Regions from separate parts of the Mus musculus genome. Here regions 2, 3, 4 and 5 are each linked to region 1. A link is a loop called in an ENCODE intact Hi-C map of the cell type or tissue named here. Cell type or tissue: gastrocnemius. All regions are shown on one strand.

The links. A loop is a pair of places that touch in the nucleus more often than their neighbours do. Peaks named below come from ENCODE experiments on the same cell type or tissue, not always from the same donor. Only the 100,000 strongest peaks of a DNase experiment are listed, where the experiment ranks them.
Region 2: it touches region 1 in a loop (2.7-fold over the local background); 6 of 42 quality-filtered maps call a loop at or near these places.
Region 3: it touches region 1 in a loop (3-fold over the local background); 3 of 42 quality-filtered maps call a loop at or near these places.
Region 4: a loop joins it to region 1, with 2.1 times the contacts of the local background. A loop is called at or near these places in 6 of 42 quality-filtered maps.
Region 5: it touches region 1 in a loop (2.3-fold over the local background); 5 of 42 quality-filtered maps call a loop at or near these places.

What each region holds. Positions count from the first base shown.
Region 1 is chr10:31,606,221-31,611,220 of GRCm38, forward strand. Rnf217 (ring finger protein 217) reads right to left here and starts at 3,505. Exons shown (of 6, transcript NM_001146349.1): 1 at 2,164-3,505. The coding sequence starts at 2,964. In gastrocnemius, a CTCF peak has its summit at 2,397; DNase peaks (open chromatin) are centred at 1,095, 2,717, 3,039 and 3,514; H3K4me3 peaks cover 3,460 bases; H3K27ac peaks cover 3,297 bases.
Region 2 is chr10:31,534,691-31,539,690 of GRCm38, forward strand. It overlaps Rnf217 (ring finger protein 217), which reads right to left. Exons shown (of 6, transcript NM_001146349.1): 2 at 1-206. Among named protein-coding and RNA genes, the nearest start is that of Rnf217, 73 kb to the right of the region's middle. In gastrocnemius, no CTCF peak of the experiment used is centred here; no DNase peak of the experiment used is centred here.
Region 3 is chr10:30,840,115-30,845,114 of GRCm38, forward strand. It overlaps Hey2 (hairy/enhancer-of-split related with YRPW motif 2), which reads right to left and starts at 2,669. Exons shown (of 5, transcript NM_013904.1): 1 at 2,452-2,669; 2 at 490-568; 3 at 277-360. The coding sequence starts at 2,534. In gastrocnemius, a CTCF peak has its summit at 2,566; DNase peaks (open chromatin) are centred at 2,787, 3,836, 4,092 and 4,389; H3K4me3 peaks cover 3,924 bases; H3K27ac peaks cover 2,933 bases.
Region 4 is chr10:31,516,736-31,521,735 of GRCm38, forward strand. It overlaps Rnf217 (ring finger protein 217), which reads right to left. Exons shown (of 6, transcript NM_001146349.1): 3 at 649-813. Among named protein-coding and RNA genes, the nearest start is that of Gm51764, 70 kb to the left of the region's middle. In gastrocnemius, a CTCF peak has its summit at 2,858 (motif pointing right); a DNase peak (open chromatin) is centred at 2,873.
Region 5 is chr10:31,328,563-31,333,562 of GRCm38, forward strand. Tpd52l1 (tumor protein D52-like 1) reads right to left here. Exons shown (of 8, transcript NM_001359364.1): 8 at 3,811-4,407. The coding sequence ends at 4,279. Among named protein-coding and RNA genes, the nearest start is that of Hddc2, 18 kb to the left of the region's middle. In gastrocnemius, no CTCF peak of the experiment used is centred here; DNase peaks (open chromatin) are centred at 1,920, 2,192, 2,972 and 4,317.

The DNA.
Region 1 (5,000 bases):
GCACACACATGTGCAAATGCATACCTACAAAGACACTCTGTGAAGACCACAAGGACGATATGTGAATATACAAAGGTGAGGTGGTAGACAGAACAAGCCAAAGGACAGGGAGGCAGATATCTAGACACAGAGAACAAGTACAGTGTCCTAAGGTAGAAGCGTGCCTGCCATTCTGGGCTTAATTTGTGCTGTGATTGTTTGAAATAGTGTCTATTTCATGCTGCTGAGATTCCTGCAGGTTGTTTTGGGAGGTCAGGAACACCTGATGTCATAGATTGCAGACACAGTTCAGAGAGTGCTGTCACTTCAAAGGAGTCTGTTGTAGGTGCTGCATGCTGTGTGCTGTGAAGACTGAGGACTCAGCACTCAACCTGTTCCTCTCCCCCCTCTCATTGCAACTCAAAACACCAACATCCTAAAACCAACTTATGCTGACAAAAAGAAAAAGAAACTGCTTCAGAGAAAGGGCCTATTGTAAATAAAATGAAACTGCTAGGCAGGGTATCAATCCACCTGAAATACCGACCTTGAACATAAAACCAGCTGGTGTTTGTAAGAGCACTTAGTAGGTAAAGATTGGAGTTGGGCATAGTAGGACAAAGTTAATCACAGAACTCAGGAAGAGGAGGCAGTAGCCTCAAAGGTTAAAGGCCAATCTGGGGTACTTAGCCAGTTAAAAGGCCACCATGGGCCACACAGCAACCTCCTGCCTATGAATGAATAGATGAATGACGAAATAAATAAATGCTAAGTGCTCCTTGGTATTGGTGTTTACATCACATTAGATGCTACTCTGTAGTATATATTTGAAGGAATTTGCTCTCACCACGACTTCTCTGGAGCAAGGCCCATATCTTAGGAATGTCTGGATCCCACCATAAGGCTGTGCACACAGCATTATCCATACAAGGGTAATGTCATAGAAACAACCCCAAACAAGCAGCAGACATTCCTGTTTAAATCTCCACCGGTGGATACATCCCAAAACAGACACCATGGTCTCTCAGGGGCATGTGGCTAGTCTCAGCTGCTTGGGCCGAGCTCTTGTTAGTGTAATGTTCCACTCCATGTAAGTTTGCCTTTGCACTTCCAATTGGGCACACTCCACCCTTTCAGACCAGACTCCAGCAATGCAGCTACCCACAAAATACACAGGAACCACACTGTTCAGAGCCCGGTTCAAATGCCTTCAGCCGATACAGACAAACAAATCAGTGTCCAGTCTACGGAGACAAACAGGCAGGAAGGGAACAATTTCAGTGCAGGGACGATTAGAAGACACATTTTAAAAATATCTGAGCAGTGGCCTGGAAGCTGAGGTAAAGCAGCGTCTGGCACAGAAACGCTGGCACCTGAACAGACAAGGTTTTGAAAGATGAATAGGCCTAGGACAATCAGACATGGGATCAAAGGGCATTAAGGATTGTGCAAAATGCTGTCAGAAACACCACAGACTGAAAACCATGAAGGAGGGTTTCTCAAGCTTTCCAAGAAAAAAAAAACCAACAAGCCCGTCAGAAGAGGGTGGAGGGAGGGAAGGAAGTTCTGCGTTCCCCTGTTTGGTTAAACCTTTGGTCTCTCTGCTTTGTTTTGCTCTTTCTGTTCTGTTTCTCTCTTGAAGAGATAAAAGTATTGTGCTGGCTTAAAATTTCAGTGGAAAAAAAGTATTTTAACTTCGGTGTGGAAGGGTAGGCAAGAGTTTTTTGCTCTTTCTTCTTTACATTTCGCTGGCTATATACAAAGGCAACGAATTTAAAAGGCAGGTTATCACAGCCCTGACATACTAATTCCAAACCTTCTCCTCACCAGGTCCACAAATATTTATTTTATGCTCACTGTCTGTTAGTTTCTGGGATGCCAGGCCTGTGAGGCAGTCTTTCTACTTTCCTGGGAACAAGCTCTTGCATGCAATCCACAGACAAAATAATCAGAGGGCAATCCACCTCATTCCTCTAGCAGCTGCCAACCAAAACCTGAATCTCAGAGCAGAGTTAACCAGCCAATAAACCAGTGTGAGTAAAATACATTCAATAACAACTAGAACGCCAGCAATTGCTGGAGACCCTGGATAAGGGGACCGGTCACCTCTGTCCTTGCTAGGAAGTTTAATGCCTTGCCATGGCGATCAGGGCTGAGGGTGGGCAGAGAGTAGTGGAGAGTTACCTGAGAGCTCAGGTAGATTTTGAGGCACTCCTCGCACACCGCCTTCTTGCAGCAGGGCAGGGGCTTGATGGGTTTGTCTTCCAGGCACACCCGGCACATCAGCACCATGAGGGGCGCATAGGGGTCCCCTACTCCCCCCAGGCCAGAGTAGGGTGGAGCCCCTAATAGGCCAGGCACGGAGAAGGGCTCCGGAGCCAGGTAGAACTCCAGCTCGATGCTGCCGCCGTCGGGGGAAAGGGGGTCAGCCGGGAGCGACAGCGGGGAGCTGGGGAAGGAGGGCGGCGGGCTGGCGGGAATCGGCCCCAGCGGTGCTTGAGGTGGGGACTCCGACGGCGACGGGGACTCGGCGGAGGGGGCCTCGGGCAAGTCGCTCTCCACGCAGTACACGGAGCAGAGGACTTGCGGCTTGGCGGGGGGCGGGTGTCGCTGGGCCAGCACGTCCAGGAGCAGCCCGTCGGGGGGCTGCTGGCCGGGGGGCGCCTCCCGTGGCCCCGCTCCCTCCGCCTCGCGCTCCAGCTGCAGTTCCAGACTCTGGGGGTCCAGGGGCCCGCTGAGTGGCAGTCGCGCGGGCTGCCCTGCCGGGGCCCGGTTGCTCGCAGGCTCCTGGACACTCGCGTCCACGCAGCCCGGGTCTCTGCCGCCGCCGCCGCCGTTCGGCCGTGAAGAGGAGGCTGCAGCGCGCGGCCCGGCTGTCCGGACGCGGTCCCCTCGCGGCCTGGGGGACTCGGGCTGGCCCGCCGAGCCTCCGCCAGAGGCCCGCGCCCCGCCGCTGCCGCTCACCGTGCTCTGCTCCTCGCCCATCGCCGCCCGCGGCCTGCGCCGCCGCCGCCCATCCAGCCGCCCGGACCCCCAGCCGGCGCCGGGCAGCGCGGGCAAGCGGCTCCGCTCCACTCGCGGCGGCCCTTCTGCTTCCGGATCCCTCCTCCGGGGCCGGGACGCCCCAAGCGCCCTCCGGGGAGCCCGGGCTCCCGGGCCGCAGCGTGCGGGCAGCCGGCTCCTCCTCCTCCACCTCGTAGTCGTCGTCTTCCTCCTCGTCCGGCGCGGCCGGGCACCGCCTCGAGGACTCCGAGGGCCTCAGGCTGAGGGGGCCCGGCCCGCATGCACGTCGCGGCGCTGCCGCGGACCCGCGAGTCCCGGGTGGGGCGGAAGAGTTCCCGGGAGGCGGGAGGAGACGGTCAGCCCCGCGCCATCCCTGCCTCCGCGGCGGGGCGCGCAGCCGGCGATCCCGAGGGTCGCCGGGCCTGTGGCGTCACCGAGAGGTGGCCGAGTCCGCAAGCAGTGGCTGGTGTCCCTGGAGGAGAAGCGGGAGACCTCCCTCTCCTCGTGCAGCACCTAGGGCCCTGCTCCCTCCCCTCACCCCACCCCTTTGGCACACACCTCCCCACACGTACACACATACGCGCGCGGGCGCCCACGCACACAGTCGCACGCACACAGGAGTGAGGGTGATCTAAGCTGAGCTGTGCTCTCACCCCTAAGAATTCCCACTCGGCCCCAGCCAAATGCTTAAGCGCTTGCAGGCGCCCCTTAGTGCTCTGCTTTAAGTAGAACTTCCGACAAAAACTGCTGGACCCTGGGCTCTGGACGGAGAACACACTGGGATGTCACGCTCGAGAAGTAGAGGCGATGGTGTGCATTCTACCTGGTGCGATAGGAAGGATCTTCGAAAACCATAAATAACCCAAAAGCACTTGTCGTCTGCTCCTCCAACTATAATATTTACAAGCACTAAGGAATAACTAATCTGACATTTACTGCTTTTCCTCTGCTCAGTGTTCTCTCGCGAATTATTTTTGTGGGCTCTTGGGGTTTTGTTTGTTTGTTTGTTTGGTTTTTGTTTTGTTTCTGAACCCCTTTAAGTGGGTAGCCTGGCCTGATTAATCAGCTGGATCATCATTAGGAATCAGGGAAACTTATTAACATAACCATATTCATACCCAAAACTGTTTCCAAGGCAACAATTATATCTCAGCCAGAACTTAATTATGTGTTGATCTATCTTTATTTTACAGGAAGTATTAGTCACCCAAACACTGGTGTGATTTAGTTTTCTAAAGCCAATGAAAACATTTTTGGGAAGCCAACCATTTTTATTTTTTTAAAATAGGGAGGGAATTCAATTTACACATTCATGTCAAAGGAAAAATCTGTTAAATGTGTAGATTATTTTTTAACCTTGAAGTTGTTATTGATTTGTTCTAAAATATTTTCCAAGGCAAATGCAAAGGCTACAAGGGAACTAAGAATTCAGTATTGACCAAGCAGAGACCCAAAGGTCATGGGTTTCAATCAGGTGCGGTTGAAGCTCAGGTACACCAGAGCATGGTGACTTGCCGCCAGATGCCCTGGCACTCAGTAGTCTGACCCAAGAATGAAGAATAACTATTTTTTGATGATTAAATGGTACTCAGGCAGCCTGGAGAGATAGCTCACTCACTCAATCCTCAGTATCCACCTCAGAAACACAACCCGCTGGAAAGCCCAGACAGGTAAGTGGACGGATGTTGCTGGGACTCCAGAAGACTCCATCTCCCTGTTCAAGGATTGCCCTTTCTTTCCTTACCAGGACTTCTTCCTGCTACATGCTGCTAGCATTTCTGAGCAACATGTCATCTTCCTCTAGGTAAATCCTCTCGTGCCTGACTCCTGGGCCTGGCACCTCTAGCATGAGGTCTGGGACTCACAGGTCCCCAACAGCACAGAGGAATCATAACGCAATCCTATAATGGTGGGTCTTTGCTCAGTCTATCCCAGGTTCATGGAGCACCACTGATAAGTGTGCTGATGGGATTTCTTTCTTTCTTTCTTTCTTTCTTTCTTTCTTTCTTTCTTTCTTT
Region 2 (5,000 bases), 72 kb before region 1:
GTGGGGATATGTCCTTTTTTCTTAAAGGTTGTGAAGTGTTTGCATTGAGGACATGGCTTGGTGCTGGAGTCAATTCGGCCAAGTTCCAAGAAGTACTTATACTTGATAGAGTCCTCATGGGTTAAATTGTAGACAACAGTTGTTTCCTCCAGGAATTCGAAACACTCTGTGACTGGGCATTTGATTTCTACTTGGCCAAGTTGTACCTGCATGAAGAAACACAGAAAAGAAAGAGACCACTGGTTATTAAGGTTCGTTGCTATTACATACAGTGTCTTTAGAGAATATATAATTATCTCATGCTTTCAAGAAAAGATTATCAACTATTGTTCCAGATAGCATAATGAATACTAGTCATTTTGAAACCTATACTAAGTACCAAAAACTAATCAGGATCTATAGGATGTTAAAGCGTTCTCTGACAAGTATATTTGTGAACTTATCTGATGGCCCACAGGCTCATTAAAGAAGCAGTAGTCTAAATTATTTTTTTGGAACCTGCGGTGTAAGAGAGCATCAGGCAGAGAGGCAGTTGCATGGTGTGCAGATGACTCAGGCCCCTGGGACTTGCCAACTAAGAGGCATTTCAGAGATTTCAACTTCACTGCAGTTTTCAATCCTATGCTTTGGGCACATTTTTAGAAAGAGAGATGTTATAAAGTACTTAAGTTTAATGGCTATTAGTTTATAACAGTCATGATGCCAAATTAATGTTTTCTGTGGTCCTCCCTTGACAAACATATAAATAGCTTCAATGTTATCACAATCTTAGAATACGTATGAAAAGAAACAAAATACTTTTCTTTGGTATAGGAAAAATAAGAAAAGTCTGGGTTGTCATCAACCTGAGGATGTGAATTCAATCCTCAATACCCACAAAATAGAAGAAGAGGACCAACTTCTAAAGTTGTCCTCTGAACCCATATGCATACTTTGGCACAATCAAGTCTCCTCCCTTACACACACATACACCAAATGAAGAAATATAAAAAAGCAAAAAATACATTGGTGTTATTATGACATTTTAAGTACAAAGATAAAATCTTGTAACTATGAGAAAATATAATAACAAATGGATATTATGGAAGATATTTTTAAAATAAACCTGTTTGTGACACATTTTATACAACCTTCATGTAAACACTATAGGGTAATTTATACTTCAGCAGTCTACTAATATACTGGCAAGGGCATTTACTTAAAGCTAGCCAGACTCTTCTCTTTTGGCTTCATAGACTCTCTCAGCATTACCAAGTGCTCCCAGCTTTCTGCTACCTTAAACTTCTTCTGTTTAACTATTTATGAGAGCTTAAGATTTTTATTTTTAGTTGTTCTTTACGGTCGTGTTTTTCCCCTTCTCCAGACCATGTGGCTTTCGCCCATTTCCACCTCACTCTTTCTCACTCTTCACTTCTTTTCTCCTGTGGGTGGGTGTGTTCTGTTTCTCAGAATGTCAGAATAACATGTCAAAATCAGAGTTGTAATTGTTTGTCTTGTGAATTTCCAGTGTCATCTTTCCTCTCATGGTGTGTGTGTGTGTGTGTGTGTGTGTGTGTGTGTGTGTGTGTGTGTGTGTGTGTTGGTTATGGTGCCCTGACTGGACTCACCCATCACTACTCTGGAAAGCATCCCAGTTCCCCTTTATTCCGAGTTTACTTTCTTGAAGTTACTACGCTAAAAAATGAGTTGTGCTAACGTCTCCTGTTTTAGTCATTTAATGTGTCTGTCACCTAGTTCCCATTCCAAACTCGAACAGCGACATTCTTGGTGTCACTTTTCTCCCACTTCAGCTCTGTGGTCTTGTGGATAAATTAATGCTGGAAGGTATCCAGACTAAACCAGATATCAGATGGTTTCAGTTTATAACCTGGGTTGGGCTCCCTTGCTCAGCCACCTGACTGCTAGATGTCCTTCTACCACTGGCTTTCCAACTGTGTTTTCTAGTAAATTGTTTTGAATTATACCTCAAGAAGGAAGTCCTTATAACCTTTCCATATAGACAAAGGTACCCACGAACCAGTAAGAGTTTGGGTTTATAGTCTTTGTCCATATAGACAGAGGTGTTCCTATGTTCTTCATAGTCTGTGGACATCTGTGAAACCCTGCTCAGAACTAGGCACTGAGTTAAGTGCTGAAGTGCAGGTGCCTATCAGGAATGATGCAGGCAGAACATCTATCAGCCTGATAGGGTGGTGTCACCAAAAGATGTGGAAAGCATGGTCACTTCAGACCCGAGAGGATCAGACCAGCCTTTTCAGAATGAGTGCAGCTTCAAGTGAGAGCTTAAAATCATCAGGACTTAGCCAGTAAGAATGAAGCTGCTCAAGGATGGCCTAGTCGGTCATCAATGGGAGGAGAGGCCTTTGGTCCTGTGAAGGTTCTATGCCCTAGGATAGGAGAATGCCAGGACCAGGAGTGGGAGTGGGTGGGTTGGGGAGCAGGGGTGGAGGAGGGGATAGGGGATTTTCAGAGGGAAAACTAGGAAAGGGGATAACATTTGAAATGTAAATAAAGAAAAAAAAGAAAACAAAAGAAAAGAAAAGAAAAGAAAAGGAAAGAAGAGAAAAGAAAAGAATGAAGCTGCTCCAAGCACACAAAAAACGAACACCATGAAAAGCCTGGAGGCAAATGCAGAGCTCTCTGTGGCAGGGCTGCCATGTTCCATTCATCCGGACTGCATTGACTTACACAGCAAACATTCATATGAAGTATCACACCCTTAAAAGAGGGTAGGAAAATTGGATGGAATCCCAAACTATCAGTACAGAAGAAGCTGTAAACAAATGAGCTTGTAACAGAGCACAAGAGCAGGGTGTTACACTCTCTGAGGACATTGGGCATTTTCCCCTATAAAAATAGACAAGCACTCAGTTCTTAGCACATGGAAGCAGAGTTTCTCTCACTTATCGGTAAGAGCCCTTTTTAGTACTTAAGAGCCCCAGCTACTTGTTCCTAGACACTTGGATTTAACTTCCATCTTCCTCCCTTTGTATTTATTTATTTCAGCCATGTAAGTGGTAGTGATGGATGCAGCACTTTTATAGCTATCTGGGAACAGTTGGTCTTAAGGAAATGCCATGTACTTTGGAGAGTAGAACCAATCCAGATATTGCAAGGACAGGGCTATCTTGTTACTCTTTGAGCAGTTAGTGTTTATTACCTGACCACACTGGGATGCCATCTAGCTTCCAGCCAGGTACCTGCTCTTCTTCAGTGGTTCTTGGCTTTCTGCAAACCTATTCCATTTCCCTGGACACCTTATTTCCTGTAGTTTCACTCAATTCTTTCTCAAAGTTCCAAAATCCTTACCCCACAACACTGAGCTAGTGATTTCACACAGCATTCTAACTGATCACAGGGAGACATCAGGAACATATTACCCAACTGCTCACTACCAATCCCATCAGTCAATCTCTCTGTCTCTGTCTCTGTCTCTGTCTCTGTCTCTGTCTCTCTCTCTCTCTCTGTCTCTCTCTCTCTCTCTGTCTCTGTCTCTGTCTCTCTCTCTCTCTCTCTCTCTCTTCTGGCTTTCTTAGTATAAGACAGACCTGACATCTAGAACAAGTAACAATAGTCCCTGGAAAGGGTTTTGTTTTGTTTTGTTTTTTTAAGATTTTAAGTTTCCTAGCCTACTCTAGATCTACACATTCAGAATTTGAATTATTTTCAGGAAGCCAATAATTGGCAGTTGGAATAATGACTCAAGCCTTTCAATTAACGCATACTTCCTCCTAAGAACCACGCCTCTTCTCATGTACAGTGTGACTCATGACCTATCTGACTCTTGGCAGCTACATATATGTATCATTTTCAGAGCAGTTTTCTTAAAAGATTATATGACAAGTATCTTGAGTAAGCACTGTGTATTCATTTATTTATTCAACAATATATACTCTATTAATTCAAGGATACACTTAAATAAAAACCCTTTAATACTGCAAAAGTAAAATTTGTCTTACAAGCAATAGCTGATTAGCATTAAGTTGAATTTACAGTAATTTTACTTTTGGGTGGTACATGGCTTAATAGCGTATCGTACAACTAGTCACCTGTTGGATTTCTGCCAATTGCAGGCTTCATAGGACAGGCAACATGAAGGACTTATGGAGAGATGGGAGGAGATGGCTATGCTGGGCTTACCGGAAGAAAAGCATTTTAAATGCAGACTGCTATCTTTGCCAGAATGAAGAAGTGACAGCTTTCCAGTAAGGCCTGAAGAGGCTGTGATACAGAGAAAAGTTTCCACAGGCAAAGGAACCAAGGACTGTGGTTCCCTCCCAGACAGGAGGAACCTGCTGTGCCTATGTTTAGAATACAGCCTGGAACAGAAATGTATGGAATGAAGCTGGAGTGTCAGCTCCACATGATCATACAGGTTTTCTTGATCAAATTAAGAATTCTGGATTAAATTATAAATTCAATTCGAGTCACTTTCAGGTTTTAAAAGGTATCACATTAATAAGTAAATAAATCATTCAAGCTCTTCTGGGAAAATGTACCTACCATCCAGGAGCCAAAGTACAGGCTAAGAAAATGGTAGCTCTCAGATAAAACCTGGCTCTACCAGATATTCAGGGAGCAGGCTACTGATGACTGAATTTGGGTATCTAAGGGGCAGCCAGTACACTGCAAATTTTGTAAGTAAGACCAATTTAGGGCTTTTTTAAATTGACAAAAATTATCTGTGTTTACACTGTACAACATGATGCTTTAAAATATGGATACACTGTGGACTGGCTACATCTGGTTTCAATATTTATTATTTTGGAATGAGAAAACTAAAATCCTTAGCAACCGTCAACCTTCTCGTCATTAACCACAGTGACCACATTGGCCAATAGTCCCTTGAACTTATTCCTTCTAACTGAAATTTTGTATTCTTTGACCAACATTTGCACAATATGCTCATGTCTTTCTCACCACTGCTGCCAGCCAGCTCTGGATAATTGGCTATTCTCTGCTCCTCTGAGTTCATCCTCTTCACATTCTAAACTGACTAA
Region 3 (5,000 bases), 770 kb before region 1:
GCTGGCTTCATGGAAAGAACAGAGAAAGCAGGAACACAATTACCCTTAAGGGGAAAATAAGCTAAAGAATGGAAATGTCTTCGACTTCATGATGGATTATGTTTTTAATAGTTCTGCCACAACAAAGCATTTTATTGAAATAGCTCTTCTACGCCGGATCAGAGTGTGCAGAGCACACACCATTATTTTAATGATCTTCAAGAAGAATCTACAGTCCCAGATGAGAAAGTCAGATGCTTTGAGCTGGTTTTTTTTTTTGGGGGGGGGATAACTTACTTGTTTTTCAAAAGCTGTTGGCACTAGTCTTCTCAATTCAGATAAACTGTTATTTATTCGATCCCGACGCCTTTTTTCTATGATCTAGCCCAAGGAAAGCAAAACAAAAATCTAAGGGTACAGTACACATACAGAAAAATTATCCAAGTAAGAAAATAACAACAGTGATACACATGCTTAATTACATGACACAAGGGGGGGGGTGTCACCTACCCCTCTCCTTTTCTTTCTTGCCATAATCTGAGAGGTAGTTGTCGGTGAATTGGACCTCATCACTGAGCTTGTAGCGTGCCTGTGAAGGAGGAAGACAAGTCAGGTGCTGTATCAAGGTCATAGGCCCCTTCCCTGCCCCAGTTCATGGCACCCAATAATATTCTGACTGACTGCGCATTATATTACTTTTTTCTGTCTGTTGACTTTTTTCATATCTATGCTATTTGGAGGCTTTATTTTAGTTTCCAGATAATAATTATGCCTTAACAATGCTGTTGAGGCCTTGAGACAGCTTAGCAAGTAAAGGCAGTTGGCCACAAAGTGTGATGATCTGGCATGAGCTCCAGTCCTTTGGGCCCACAGGATGCATGGGGAAGAACCACTTGCACCTCCACAAACAGAAGTGACGGTGACAGTGACATGCACCTAGCCGGACACGCACACTGAATAAGTAAACATGATTTTCGAAATGCTATGCTGCCCATTCAAGTGGCAAAAATGAACCTGAACTTTTGAGTTCTCTAATGAAATGATAGCCAGTTAGGGTGACAGGTCGGGGGATTAGTGTGTCCTATTTCTCTCATGTATTTCTCAAAAGTCACCAACCCATCTGGATGTGTACTCCCATTCTCTTCTGCCAGACATACTGAACGTTCAAGAGCAGCACATGTCGAATGTGTCTCTATATGCGACTTTTAAAACAAAAACCTAATTCTCCTACTATCCCCAAACCTTATTGGATAGCCTAAAAAGAACAGATTGTAAGTTTTGCATATTGATCCTCTAAAAGAATATCCTAACCATATCATTGGGTGGAAAGTTGAAATTTAGTTTTTGCACTTTTCATGCTTTAACTTTGAAAATGAAACTGTGCCACCAGCCTTAAAACCAAGCTGATATCTCGAGAAGCTGCAATTCACCTTGAGTTTACTAAAAGGTATTTTTAGACTGCAAGGTTCAATCAAGTGATTATTTGGTGGTGTAGTTGGTCCATTAATGTATACTCTCCTAGGACTTTCTGTCACTTTGAAATTCACAGGTACTATGCTTCTTTAGTGTCTTAAACTCTCCAGGTCCTCTCTAGTTTTGAGAAGTTCTATTACCACCCCTTCGGCTCACTTCTGGGTCTTAATTCGAAATCAACTGACTCCTTCCTCACCCCTTCTAGTGACAGCCTACGGTTTCATTTTTTTTTTTAATACTTTAACAATGAGAGAGTTGGTAAACTGTCTCATAAGCATCGTTTTTGCTTTAGCTATTTTTCCGGCTTTGATTTCTACGTCTTAAAATAAGCCCGTGAAATAAATCCAGTTTTCTATATGCGGGAAGGATTTCACTCTTTGAGTGACAGCTGCAAATAAATAAATAAGGTGCTTCTGGGCAAGCCAATTAGAAGCAATTATCATTTGACCCCCCCCCGCCTCTAAAATGGTTGGGTAATCTTGCTGTCACAGGAAACAGGAGGTCTGTCTTCTGTGATCAGAACCTTGATCTCCTGGAGACTAAAGGACAAGCAGGCAAAGCAATGCTGTCTCATCTGCTCCTTATATCTGTCACTCATGGGTGGGTCAGCCAGATCACCCTCTGTCGACCTGCGCAGCTCAGCCTGTTTAGCTCAGATGCTTTACCTCCTCAAAAACTCAAGTCGCGATCCCAGTTTCTCTCAAAACAGAAATCCAGTTGTTTTTCTTTTCTCCTGACCTATTTTGGAACTGTCCCTAAATACAGTTCCAGTACCGGGGGCGTCGCCCGGACGTGCCAGTATGCGTGTCCTGTGCTGACAGCCCTGGACCCTCCCTCGCCATCTCCTGCACGCTCCAGTCCAGCTCCCTTCCAGTCGCTCCCACGCCTAGTGTGAACTCCATCTCTCGCCCCACCCGACTCTAGCACCCGCTTCCCGGGGAAAACGGTCTCCTCTCCACCCGAAGCTCCCCGGACACCCTCCCGCTTTTCCGCGCTCACCCAGGGTAATTGTTCTCGCTCCCCACGTCGATGGTCTCGTCCAGGTCGCTTTCGGAGGTCGTTTCCTCACAAGGGCGCTTCATCGCGACGAAGGAGGAGCAGCTACTGTCGCCTAGCGGAACGCAGCGCGCTCCCCGCGGGCTTCCTCCCTCCCTCCCTGCCCGGCTTCTGCAGGCGCCGCTCCCTCGGCGGCGCGGTCGGCTCCTGGAGGTTCTTTCCCACGCTGCAGCCCAGCCAGGGCGCAAGACCCGGTACTGGCCACGCCCCCCAGCGCGGGCGGGGCCCCTCCGCTTCTTCGTGTGCCCGCCCTGGCCACTCTCCAGGCCCCGCCTCCCTGGGACGGTGTGGCTTTCTATTGGTTAATATGGAGGGGCGGACCCGCGCTGGCCAATGGCTGCCGAGAGGCGTTGGCAGAGGCGTGGGAATGCCACCGCGCACCTGGGAGCCGGGAGTGGAGCGCTGGGGTTGACCGCCGGCGGCGGGAGCGGGCGCAGGCGCGAGAGCGCATGGGGCGGGCGTGTCGGGCGAGGGCTCCTGGGTTTTGGGCCATCACCTGCAAGCCGTGATCTCTCCCGCCGAGTTTCTACCCTCGGTTTAAAGAATAACCGCTAGCGCGTGGCTGAGTGCGAGTGAGCGTGTGTGACGTCTAGGGTGGGAGTGCTAGGCTCGGCGACCCACCCCTCTGGGCTGTCCCTCTTCTGGATCAAGCTGCTGAGTGGCTGACCGGAGCGGTCATGTTGACCCTCAGGGGATTTTGAAAGCTTTAAGTCAAAGTTTTTTTTTTTTTTTTTTCACCCTGCCAGCTCCCCAGCCTCTAGGTTGTGGTCAGATAAAGGACGCCCGCTCACCGGTCCAGGTGCCTAACTGCAGGAGGTTGTCCCCGTGCATTGTTGGATTAGTCACCTCTGGTTACTTCCTTTGTATCTCTGGACACAGAAACTGGAGGGAGGGGGTGTAACTATCTCGGTAAATGGCAGGCTTGAGTGGTCTTCCTACTGATGGGAAGAGGGATTGTAGGACACAAATCTGAGTAGGTTTTCGAGTTCAAAGTTCTCGGATTTGGATTATCCAAATTAAATGTCCCAGTCATCCCTCCAGTTTCTCCGGTGTGTGCAGCCACGGAGTTCTTTAGCATCCGGGGAGAGGATTTGTATTTACTTGTACACTGTATTTGTTTTGTAAAGTTTGCCCAGATCGCTAGTTCTTAGTGCACGTACAGCATGGATTGTGTAAACTCCAGGTGTGGTGTTCAGACTCCGTTTTTAAGTCTCTGTCTCTCTCTGCATACTGTGGGGATTTTTTAGCAGGCTCTGCCGACTTTTCCGCGCGCTCAGGAAGTGAGCAAGACAGTCTCGGGGAGTCTGGCGTGAGCTAGACCATCTGGCGCTGTAGCGCTGGGTGGGTTAGTGGAGGTCTAGAGACTCCACATGGTGCTCTTTGTGCTTGGTGGAAAAAGGCCTTTGAGAAAAGAAGACATCCATCAATCACCGAGACCCTCCACCTTACACAGATAATTATCTTTCTGGAAATCTGACTAAGGCACCCTTTCCAAACTCCATTCCTTGGTTACACTAGACCGGTGCAGCGGGAAAGGACAAGAGAAAAAGAGACAGCAAAAGACTGACTGGACTGGGCGCAGATTGGGTTGATGGGGAGTGGGAAGGAGCCGGAGTAACGCCAAGGATCTGCAGCCAGCGTGTCGTTAAAACACAAAACCCCTTCCCTACAGGCCCTGGCCTCTTTTGTGCGGTCCTCACCGCGGTGTCTTCAATAACCGTGTGAACAGAAATCTGAAACTTTCTGTCCTGACTTCTGAAACTCAACTCCAGGCAAATCACAGGATCATCGGGGGCCGGGCGGGGCCTGGCGAGGCAGGATGGGGTCAGCACTGCTTGGCCGCAGAACCGTGGGTGGCGAACTTCCCAGCTCTGCACTCAGTCTCTGGGCGGGCACCTGGGTGCTCACGGACAGCATGGCTTTTCCTCAGGGACAGAGCAGACAGCCCGAGGCTTGCTGGCCCTGTCCAATCCAGGCCTGCACCCTGCGGTTATCCAGTGTTTGAGCTGAGTGTGAGCTCTCCAGGCCTCGCTTTCTCAGCTAGAGTAGGGGGCAGGAGCGAGAGTTCCCAGCGCTTAGTGATGGCTTCACTCCCCCACCCCTTGAAGTTAAGGTTTGCCACGCGAGCACACAATTAATGGAATCTTCCAAACGCCGGAAGCAAGACCTGAAATCATTATAGGCGTGTGGAGCTGGGGTGGCACAACCCTAAGAGATTTTTTTCTCTCTCACTACACCAGTGCATTTAATTATACTGGTTGCAAAAAATTGCAGCGGGAAATGGTTTGCTTGTAATAAAGTAGCAACTGGTTAAAGTTTTTCCATTTTGTCTTTGAAGGCTTAACTGCCATGCAGTGTCATAAAAGAATATGGAGGAGACGTTCAGAAAGCACGCACGGATTTAAAGTTGGTTTGAATGCTTTTTAATCAACAAGGGGCATATATTAAAAGCGTTTAGAATAGAGCCTGCTACGCCAAACATGTGTGTTAAG
Region 4 (5,000 bases), 89 kb before region 1:
TATATATATATATACATATGAGATAGGATGTGAATTTGGCACAGCAAAACATTACATGCTCAATAATACATTAGTTTATAAAATGCTTTTGCTACAATTTGGATTCACCATTATTAATTTTTTATAATAATTTAGATTTCATTTATCTAGTGCTAGGTCTCAAGGAACCAACTGCAAAATTATTCTTAAAGAAAATTAGGCCCAATATGGTTGACTAAAAGTAAATTTGTTCCCCTACCCACTCTCCCACCCACCCACTCCCACTTCTTGGCCCTGGTGTTCCCCTGTACACGGGGGGACTTTTGGGATAGCATTGGAAATGTAAATGAAATAAATACCTAATTAAAAAAATATTAACAGAAAAAAAAGTAAATTTGTTGAAAAGTACTATTCAAACACACACACAATTTTCTAAAGTAAATTTTAAGATAAAAATGTCAGACTGCAATGGATGGTAATGACAATAATAGACACTATTTATGTACACATATATTCAGTTTGACATGCAGTACAATTATTCTTTAAGAATGACATGGCAAAGCCTCCTCACACTTGATTAGACAGTTATGAACATGCTACATGTCCATGCCGTGAATACTGTCCCTTTAAATGCTGGCGTCATTCCCTTCCTGCTAAGGCATATCTCACCTTGCACTTTGGACACTTCTGGGCATTTCTCTGCCCGTGCTCAATCTCACTGGCCCAGTGACGCAGTAACTTGTCTCCTTTTTTGTACTCCTTGCAGTTAACACCTTCATGCCAAGGAGAGTGGCACTTAAAACACCAGATCAATTGGCAAGTGGGACACTGGATCTGTGCAAGAAAAGCAGGTATTAGTCCTCCTGAGATATCCTGAATGTTCTCTGTCACTGTGATAAACACTGTAAACAGAAGCAGCTCAAGTAGGAAAGGGGTTGTTTGGCTTACACCTTCCAATCACAGTCCACCATGAAGGGAAATAAGGGTAGGAACTCAGGCAAAGAAAAGGGACTTCAGCCGGAAATGAAGCAGAGGCCACAGAGGAGCATTGCTTGCTAGCTTGATCAGCCTGCTCTCTTATGTAACCCAGGACCATCTACCCAGCAGTAGCACTGGCCTGAGTGGGCTGGGCCCTGCTATATCAAGCATTATTGAAGACAATGCTCTACTGATGGAGTAATTTTCTCAATTGAGGTTTCTTCTTCCCAGATGACCTGAAACTGTATCAGGTTGACAAAAAAATTAGCCAGCATAGTGCTTCAAAGCTAATAATGTCAATGTGTTGGGAAATTAGCTAAAAGGTTATTATTTGAAATAATAATTTCCCCAAGAACAAACAAGACAAATTCCCAGTAAAATAGGAATACTCTGCTACTGAAAGAGGAAAAAAACTGTTTTGACAAGGATAGTTTGTTGTCAGAGACTACTCAGGCATTAATTAAACATGAGAGATTTTCATTTTGAAAACAATTTGGATGAATGAAAAATTTCCCCATTGAAGCACAGAGTAAATCCCAAAGGCACCAAATTCAAAAACTTTGACCATTTGTCAATTCACTTGTCCCCTGAGCCAACTTTCTAGTCATTTCCTGCTTTTCTTACCAAAGGCTTGCTTTACCTATAAGTGCTTCCTCAAGTGGAGAACACAGTGCCAGTGCCACACTGCTGAGTCAGCACTGAGCAGGATGGTCCTGCTAGAGAGGTAACAGTATGTGATCCTGATGACGACACCTAGAACACCACAGAAGGAAGCCTTTGTGGTGTACGCCAATGTATGGAATCACTGGGAGCAAGCATCTGTTGTCCACTTGACACCGAAGGTATCTTTCATGCCTCCCTTTGTTTTCAACAGCAGTGATGTGTTCCGTTTCACACACACAGTATTTCTCATTCTTGCTATCAGACGAAAAGATGCAAGATCTCTTTTAAAGGAAATCGGACAACAAGCCTGAGGATCTGAGTTCAATCCCCACAACCCATATTTAACAAAACCAGACACAGAGGTTGTTCCCATTTGTAACTGTAGTTCTGGGACTAAGTGGCCAGCCAGTATAGCCTAACTCAGTAAGGTGGAGCACCAGGCCAAGGAAAAGTCTGCCTCAAAAACTAAAACTACACAAGGTGCATGAGGTTGAACTCTGCATAAGTTGTACGCAGAGATGCACAGACACAAACACACACAGTTCTCTTCTCCCCCTGCACGGTTTCCAATCAGATTTATAGTATGTGAATAGAAGTATGTGAATAGAAGTAATGTAACTCTGAGACCAGGAGATACTTCACATAGGTGGGACACTACAATGGCTCAAGGATCCCTGTAGACAAAAGTTGAACTATCACATCTACAGCTTTTGAGCAATGATAGTTATCAATATGTGATTATCTTAAGGTACCATTATGAAGGAGTCTGGCACCTGGGGTCTAAACCGAAGAATGTGGCACCCAACAAAAAGGTCTTACTAATTCTTACCAATGCAGATGTGGAGACGAACTGAGAGAGCCACTGTAAAGCAAGATCTGAAGTAACTATGAATAATAAAAATTCACACTGAGCTAAAATAATACAGAAGTATAGTGACTTTGGCACTCAGAGAATATCCCTGAGTAGTTACTGAACTGGCTTTTGTCTGAAGATGCCATGGTGCCTTATTCATTATGACCTGAACCACATTTAAAATCAGTCTTGCATAAATGCAGATGGCAATGCTGACTCCTCTGCTCCTTGTTCAGTTATTGCCTTCAAGAGATACCAGTTCACAACCACAGGCCTGCCACATGGAGTTTGCCTTCTGAAATAAAATTATTTTCACACAGACACACCATACCCACTCCTTCCCACTGGGACCAGTTTGAATGTGAGATGTGACACCTGGTCTCCAGATGGGGGCACTGTTGGGGAAGGTTGTGGAGCCTTTAGGTGAAGCCTCATTGGAGGAAGTGGGTCACTGTGGCAGGGCTGAAGCATTACAGCTTTGCCCCACTTCCTGTCCACTCTTCTTTCTGATTGCTGATGCAATGTGGCCACCGTCCCCAGCATGATGGGCTGTATTCTCTTGCACAGCAGGTATTTTGTCAGCAGTGAGAGAGGTCACTAACACACTACTCAAGGAAAATAAGAGGACAAACGACATCAGCACCACCTGGGAGTTTGTTGGAAACACAGAGCTCATGAAAGCCCATATGTAATGAGTCAAGAGCTTAATTTTTAATTTCCCAAGAGTCTCTTCAGGTGTTTCATACTGTCTTAGGGTTTCGATTCCTACACAAAACATCAGGACCAAGAAGCAAGTTGGGGAGGAAAGGGTTTTATTCAGCTTACACTTTCACATTGCTGTTCATCACCCAAGGAAGTCAGGACTGGAACTAAAGCAGGTCAGGAAGCAGGAGCTGATGCAGAGGCCATGAATGGATGTTACTGGCTTGATTCCTCTGTTTTGCTCAGCTTGTTTTCTTATAGAACTGAAGACTACCATCCCAGGGATGGTACCACCCACATTGGGCCCTCCCACCTTGATCACTAATTGAGAAAATGCCTTACAGCGGGATCTCATGGAGGCATTTCTTCAAGGGAGGCTCCTTTCTCTGTGATAACGCTAGCTTGTGTCAAGTTGACACAGAAAACCAGCCAGTACAATTGACCCCTTGTCAACTTGACACACAAACACATCACTAGTAAGCCTTACTTTCTTATTCACTCCCTAGATCTAAATAACTTTAGAAGTCCCACAATCTTTACAAGTACTTACATATTAAAATTTCAATTCCTTTAAAATATCCAGTCTCTTTTAAAATTCAAAGTCTCTTAACTATGGGCTCTACTAAACTACCTTCTTACTTCAAGAGGGAAAAAATATCAGGGCACAGTCACAACCAAAAGAAAAATTAAACTCTAAATGTCCAATGTCTGGGATCAGCTCACAATCTTCTGGATTCCTCCAATGGCTTGGGTCACTTCTCCAGCTCTGCACTTTGTAGCACACACCTGTCTTCTAGACTCTAGCTGCCTGTACTCCACTGCTGCTGCTGTCCTTGGTGGTCATCTCATGGTACTGGCATCTCCAAAACACTGCTGTCTTCTGCTGCAACTAGGCTTCACCAATAGCCTCCCATAGGCTCTCTTCATGGTGCCAAGCATCATATCCTTGCATGACCCCTTCTGTCCTGGACCATCAATTGCAACTGAGGCTGCACCTTCACCAATGGCCTTACATGGCCTCTCACAGTGCCAAGCCTCAGCTGCCCTTCATGACCCCTTCTTGCCTTCAAAACAAGTACCACTGGAGTGACTCTTATACATTACTTTCACTGGGCCTAAGATTTTCATAGCCACTATGCCTCAAGATCTCCATGCCAAGATCCAGGTCAGAAACTTGTGTCTTCCAGCCTCAAGACCTGGATCACAGGTGAGTCCTCCAATTCTGGTTTGTAGTTCATTCCGGATATAGTCAAGTTGATAACCAGGAATAGCCACTACATATACCCATGCTAAAGTTTGAAAAGGATCAATCTATTTACTTCATCTCTTCGGCTACAGACTATTGGACCCAGAGATTCTCCCAAATACATGTAGCTACTGGTTGACATGGTTGACAAGCTGCCTGAAGAATAGCTGACATTTGTTTTGGCAGCAGAGGTCACTCCCTCTTTAATGAAGAGAAGCAAACTGTATCTTTTCTCCCTAGAGGCAAGATGGGGATTCACATGCATCTGGCCTTTACTGTGGAGGCAAAGACAAGAAGACAAGTAGGTACAGATCCCCGGAGAAGACAACTGACACTGGCCTGTGTTCTTATGCTACCAGGACTGTATGGTTCTTCCTGCGGCCTGCTCTCTTCCTTCCCATTTCCAGGGAGTTGTGTGTGTGTAGGAAACCTCACTGGGTTGGCCTGAGAAAGATCACCTCTTTGCTGCCTGTAATTGAAAAGGATCTAATTAAGATGATGTTTCCACTGATGTATCCTGAAGCTTCTTGCTTCAAAATGTCTTCCCTATGCTTCCCAAGCATATTTAGGACCTTTACC
Region 5 (5,000 bases), 280 kb before region 1:
CCTGTTAACAGGCTTGCACTGTTTCCCAGTGCTTCATCATGTGCGGATTTAAATTGGGGCATAATATTTCCAACACCATGTGTCTTCCCCTTTAGCTTTTTTTTTCTCTGATTTCATGGCTTGATTATAAAAACAATCATGAGTGGTGATAAAGAGTGTTACTAGAGTATTTGCACCAAAAGTAGATATCTACCAACTTCAGTCTCCCTCTTATTTCTCTTTGGTGGGAATTCATTCCACATGCCTTTGCTTGTGTACTCCATTGAAGAGTGTGGAAGGGATGACCATCCATGCAAGTCTTCCTGGGAGGTAATTCATTGTGGAGTGATGAGCCCTGTCCCTTTAAGACTGATATGGAACATTCTAAGCAGCGCTTCTCCAGAAACTTTGCAGTATCCATGGATACCCAGGTGCAAGAAGCAAGGTGCACTATCTCTTCAAAAGTAACTCATGCGTATGTGTATTTACTGAGTGGAAAGGTAAGGAATGTGAAAACACTGTTTTTGAAGGTTTGATTAGTAGAGAAACAGTTCTGCCTGTTAGTATTATGGAGCCTTTTCATTTGGTTTGAATTTGACACAAAGTACTCTCAGATTCAGTTCAAGTGTTTGTAACCAGAAACTTCTCCATGGCCCTGGGCTTTGTTTCCTTCATGACCAGTTAGGACCATCTCGAGGTGTTTCAAGCCTCTGCTGACTTAGACCCTGCACTCTGGGCTTCATTGTTCTCGCAGGTTTTCACTTTCCTCCCAGTAGCAGTTCACAAGGAGACTTTAACTAAACTTTATTTCTGAGCAAGAAATAAATGTGATAGTACTGCTAGTAAAAAGCAGAATAAAAAACACACCGTAAATAAGAAAAGATAACTGTAGAATCCACCAGTAATGTCTACAAATATTGGAACATTGTTGCTTAAAATACTTTTTTCCTTGGGGGTTCTTGCAGCTTGGCCAGATTGGTCTTCTGAATAAGTCCTGTAATTATGATGTACAGTAAATATCCTTGGGTTGAATTTAACAAAAAATATTTTCATCAGTGTTTGCCCTGTGGCTTGGCATTTCTCCAGCTGTGACAATTCTCTGTGGCCTTGTGCTTGGAAAATGTCAGTTTGTCTCAAAGACTTGTGGGTGATATGTGTTCTGAGGCCAGTGACTGCTGAAAGGTGTTCATTGTGAGGAGGCAGTCCTTTGGACTCTGTTTTTTTATGTATATAATTTTACAGTTTGAAAATGGAGAGCAACGATCTTTATGGGGGACTGGCTGCTGCTGCAGGGTATACATGTGCCTGGGCTAAAATGCTGGGAGCCCAGGTTAAATACAGTGTAAGTGTCCAGGTTTATGTGCTAGGAGCCTGGGCTTGATACAATGTATGTATCTAGGCTCAGGATCTAGAAAGCTGGGTTCAATAAGTAGTGTGTCCAGGTGTGTGTCCAGGTTTCAATGCTGGGAGCTTGGTTCTCAATGTGAAACCTTTAGATTCTGAATTTAACATAAGATATGTATGTCATGAGAGCGTTTCTCTCTAGTAGTATTAATGCTACTCTTAGTGGAATGAGTTGTTTTTCAAGAAGTTATGAAAGAGCCTGGCCCTCTCATTTTGATCACTGTGTGATCACTTTGTGACAGCTTCTCTTATCAGCCACAAGGCCATCTCCAGAACTAAAGAGATATTCCTGAATTTCCAAAATTAGGAGATAAAATACACCTATTTTTTCCTTATAAAGAATTCAGCCTCAGATATTTGTTTCATCAGCAACAGAGGACAGGCTAAGACATTTATGGTTAGTTTTGGTTTGCCATGATATGAGCTAAACCCTCTACCATATGAAACAAAAGTATGAATGAAGGGCAGCAGGATAGCTCAGTGGGTAAAGGAGCCTGCTGCCAAGCCTGATAACAGGAGTTCAATCCCTATGGCCCTACATGGTGGAAGGAGATAACCAACTCTGATTAAGTGCCTCTGACCACACTGTAGCATGTGTGCCATCTCACCTCCCCCAAGCCCTTTGCAAATAATTTGTGGCAACCGAAATACATTATTGGTTTAGGTATTCTTCCTTGTGTGTAAGGTTTCATGGAATCATTTTGACTTGTTAGTAAAAGGTTCTGTCATTGCGTACACATTCTTCTTTAGACTTGTCAAAAGATTTTAATGCATGTGAGTGAGCCCAGCTGGGCATTACTGACAAACTCAGCAGACTTCCAGATCAGGATGAGCTTGTACATGCAAAGCCAGATAGAAACAGGCCAGTCCTACTTAAGATGCTCATGGGGAAGGACGGAGATCTGGAGGCTGGATTACCCATCTCATTTTATTAAGATAGCCCACCTACATATGTCAGGTATGGTATTCTGATCCAAGTGCTGTAAGTTGCTCATGGGCATGACAGTGTGCAAGGATGCTCACACAGTCCATTGGAAAATGTCACTCCCAGGTCAGAAGGAATAAGCAGCTTTAGCTTAATAGAGTTGTGCAGATATGAGCATAGAGGAGTGTGTTTCGTTTCATTGTGAGAGTGGGTCTCAGGTATCCCTGGCTAGCTTCAAACTCACAATTAGGGCAAGGATGCCCTTGAACTCCCCCTCCTCCCACCTCCACTTCCTGAGTTCTGGAATGATTATGGTTTATTAACAAAATTGGTAAACTTAGAATTTTGATGAATACATTAAGTGCTGTGGTTGTTGTATTAGAAAATTTGAGATATTAATATATTAAGTTTTTTTAACACTTTTCTATGCAGTTTTAAATTCCATGTTTTCGAATTGTAAGGGTATGAGAACGCTTATGGTATGAGAATGCTATGTCTGTCACCGTTCAGTGTGCCAACTGTAGTTTTAAAAAGAAAGGGAGAGTCACAGAAGCTGAACACTTGGAACTGACTGGCAGCCAGAAATTGGGTGGGGAGGACTGTGTCCATCATTTTGTGGCTGGAGAGCTGCCTGCCTTAATACCAGCTAGACAGTTGGCTTCCTGCCAGAGACTGTGGGCACCACTGCCAGAAGTGCTGGGTGTCTAACCTGCCCACTGTGGATCAAGTATACAGACCAGTTCCCTATGCTAATGTGCCTCAGCAGGTCATGTGACCTTGAACCAGCTACATTTTCACTTGTATCTATGGTCTGGATAGATTGCCGTGCTATGTCAACTGGAAGAGAAGACTTTCAGGTTAGCTTTGAACTTACTGTGTAGCTGAATTTTGCCTGGAACTTTTTGGTTTTCCTGTCTTCATTTCCTGGGGACTGGGGTTGCAGGTGTGAACCACAATCCCTAGTTTATTCAGCGTTGGGAGGTGAAAGCCAGCACTTTGTGCATAGTAGATAAGCACTCTACCAACTCCTGGAGTTACATCTCCAGTCCATTGTATGTTTTTATTATTATTATTATTATTATTATTATTATTATTATTGTGAATTGTTTTAATTAATAGGTCTATTGGTATATTTTAAAAATATGTCATAGGTTTTAATCCCTGATATCAAACAACAACCAGGTTACCATTGTAAAGAGAAGTATATAATATAATATAAAGGATAAAAGTCGCTGCTGGAAGCTCAGGATAGCTTTATATGTGTGAACAACATATAAATTGAGGATTTGTTATAACCCAGCTTCGCCTGTGGCTCTCTTCTCAGACACTCTACCTGAGTATTTACTGGACTAGGCAGTTCGGAGGGAATTTTAGAGTCAGAGGCTGTTTCAGTATCCTTAGATGATAATTGGGCTTAGAACTTCCTGGTCATTGGGTTAAAAATTGATTTAAAAGTATCTCTATAGAATTATTGCTTCCAACAAAGAAATAAAAGATCCAGCCATCGTTAAAATGAATTATTTTAATGACTTAAATAAATGCACATAAAAATCACAAGCAATTTGGTGAAGTTTGTAGGATTTGCGCCCTGCTGGAGACCGTCATAAATAGTGTCACCTGTCGATCTACAGACTGGCAGGTGCACTCTGAGACATGCATATTGGTTTGGAGACCAAGTCAAAACCAAAGCTAATAATCAGTATCTGCATGATTGGGAAATACATTGAGTTCCGCAGACAAGAATTCAGAACAATTATGACCCTGCTCCAGGTTGTCTATTTTTAAAGATGACATTTGTAAATACTCCAGAGTAGTGGTCATCAACACAAATGCAAAAAGAAATCATTTTATTAAGCTTTTTGGAGACCCCATTTAAATATCAATGTCAAAACTTGGGGTTCCCAGTGGGATTTTGGTCTTCATATCAGAGGATGAGCAGGCAGATTGACCAGCAGCAGCCCAGGCGGGACCTAGCACTGCAGCTCCTCGTCCTTGGTCTGCCGGGAGCCTGCTGAAGCATTCTGTGAGCTGGCGTGTGCTGTGGAGTTCAGGACCTCCTCAAAACTGCCACCACCGTGGTTTGTCCCACCTACTTTCGTCTGAAATGAACAGGTAGATGAAAATCCAGTTAGTTTTTTTCATTATAATTTTTGTAATACTTTTTAAAAATAAAAGTGCCAAAAGTTTAATTTCCTTTGAGTTTAGACATAACCAATTTTCTTCAGAGGCACATGAAGTTAGCCGATGTTAGTTTCCTTTATTTGTCAGAATAGTATTAATCTCGGTTCTGGGATAAGATTTCGAACTTTAATTTCACACAAGTTTGGCATTCTTCTCTTTATCCCTTCTACTTGTAAAATTCCAATCCCTGTATGAATATAATCAGATCTGCAGATGTGCAACATCTGTCCCTATTTATCTAGAGAAATTCATTCAATCAAATTGAAATTGGATCTTAGATTAATTCTTTTACAAATGTATAAACATCCCTATGTGACTTCTACTTAGGTTTCTATTTAAGACATAACTAGAAGCCAATCCTAATTTCTGAAACTGTCTTTCCTTTGTTTGTATGTGTGTATGCATCTTCATGTGGTCGTGAATACAAGTTGTGTGCAGGTGTGCATGTACATATTGTGTGTATGCATGTGGAGGCTACAGGATAACCTCAGGTATTTTGCCTCAGGTACCA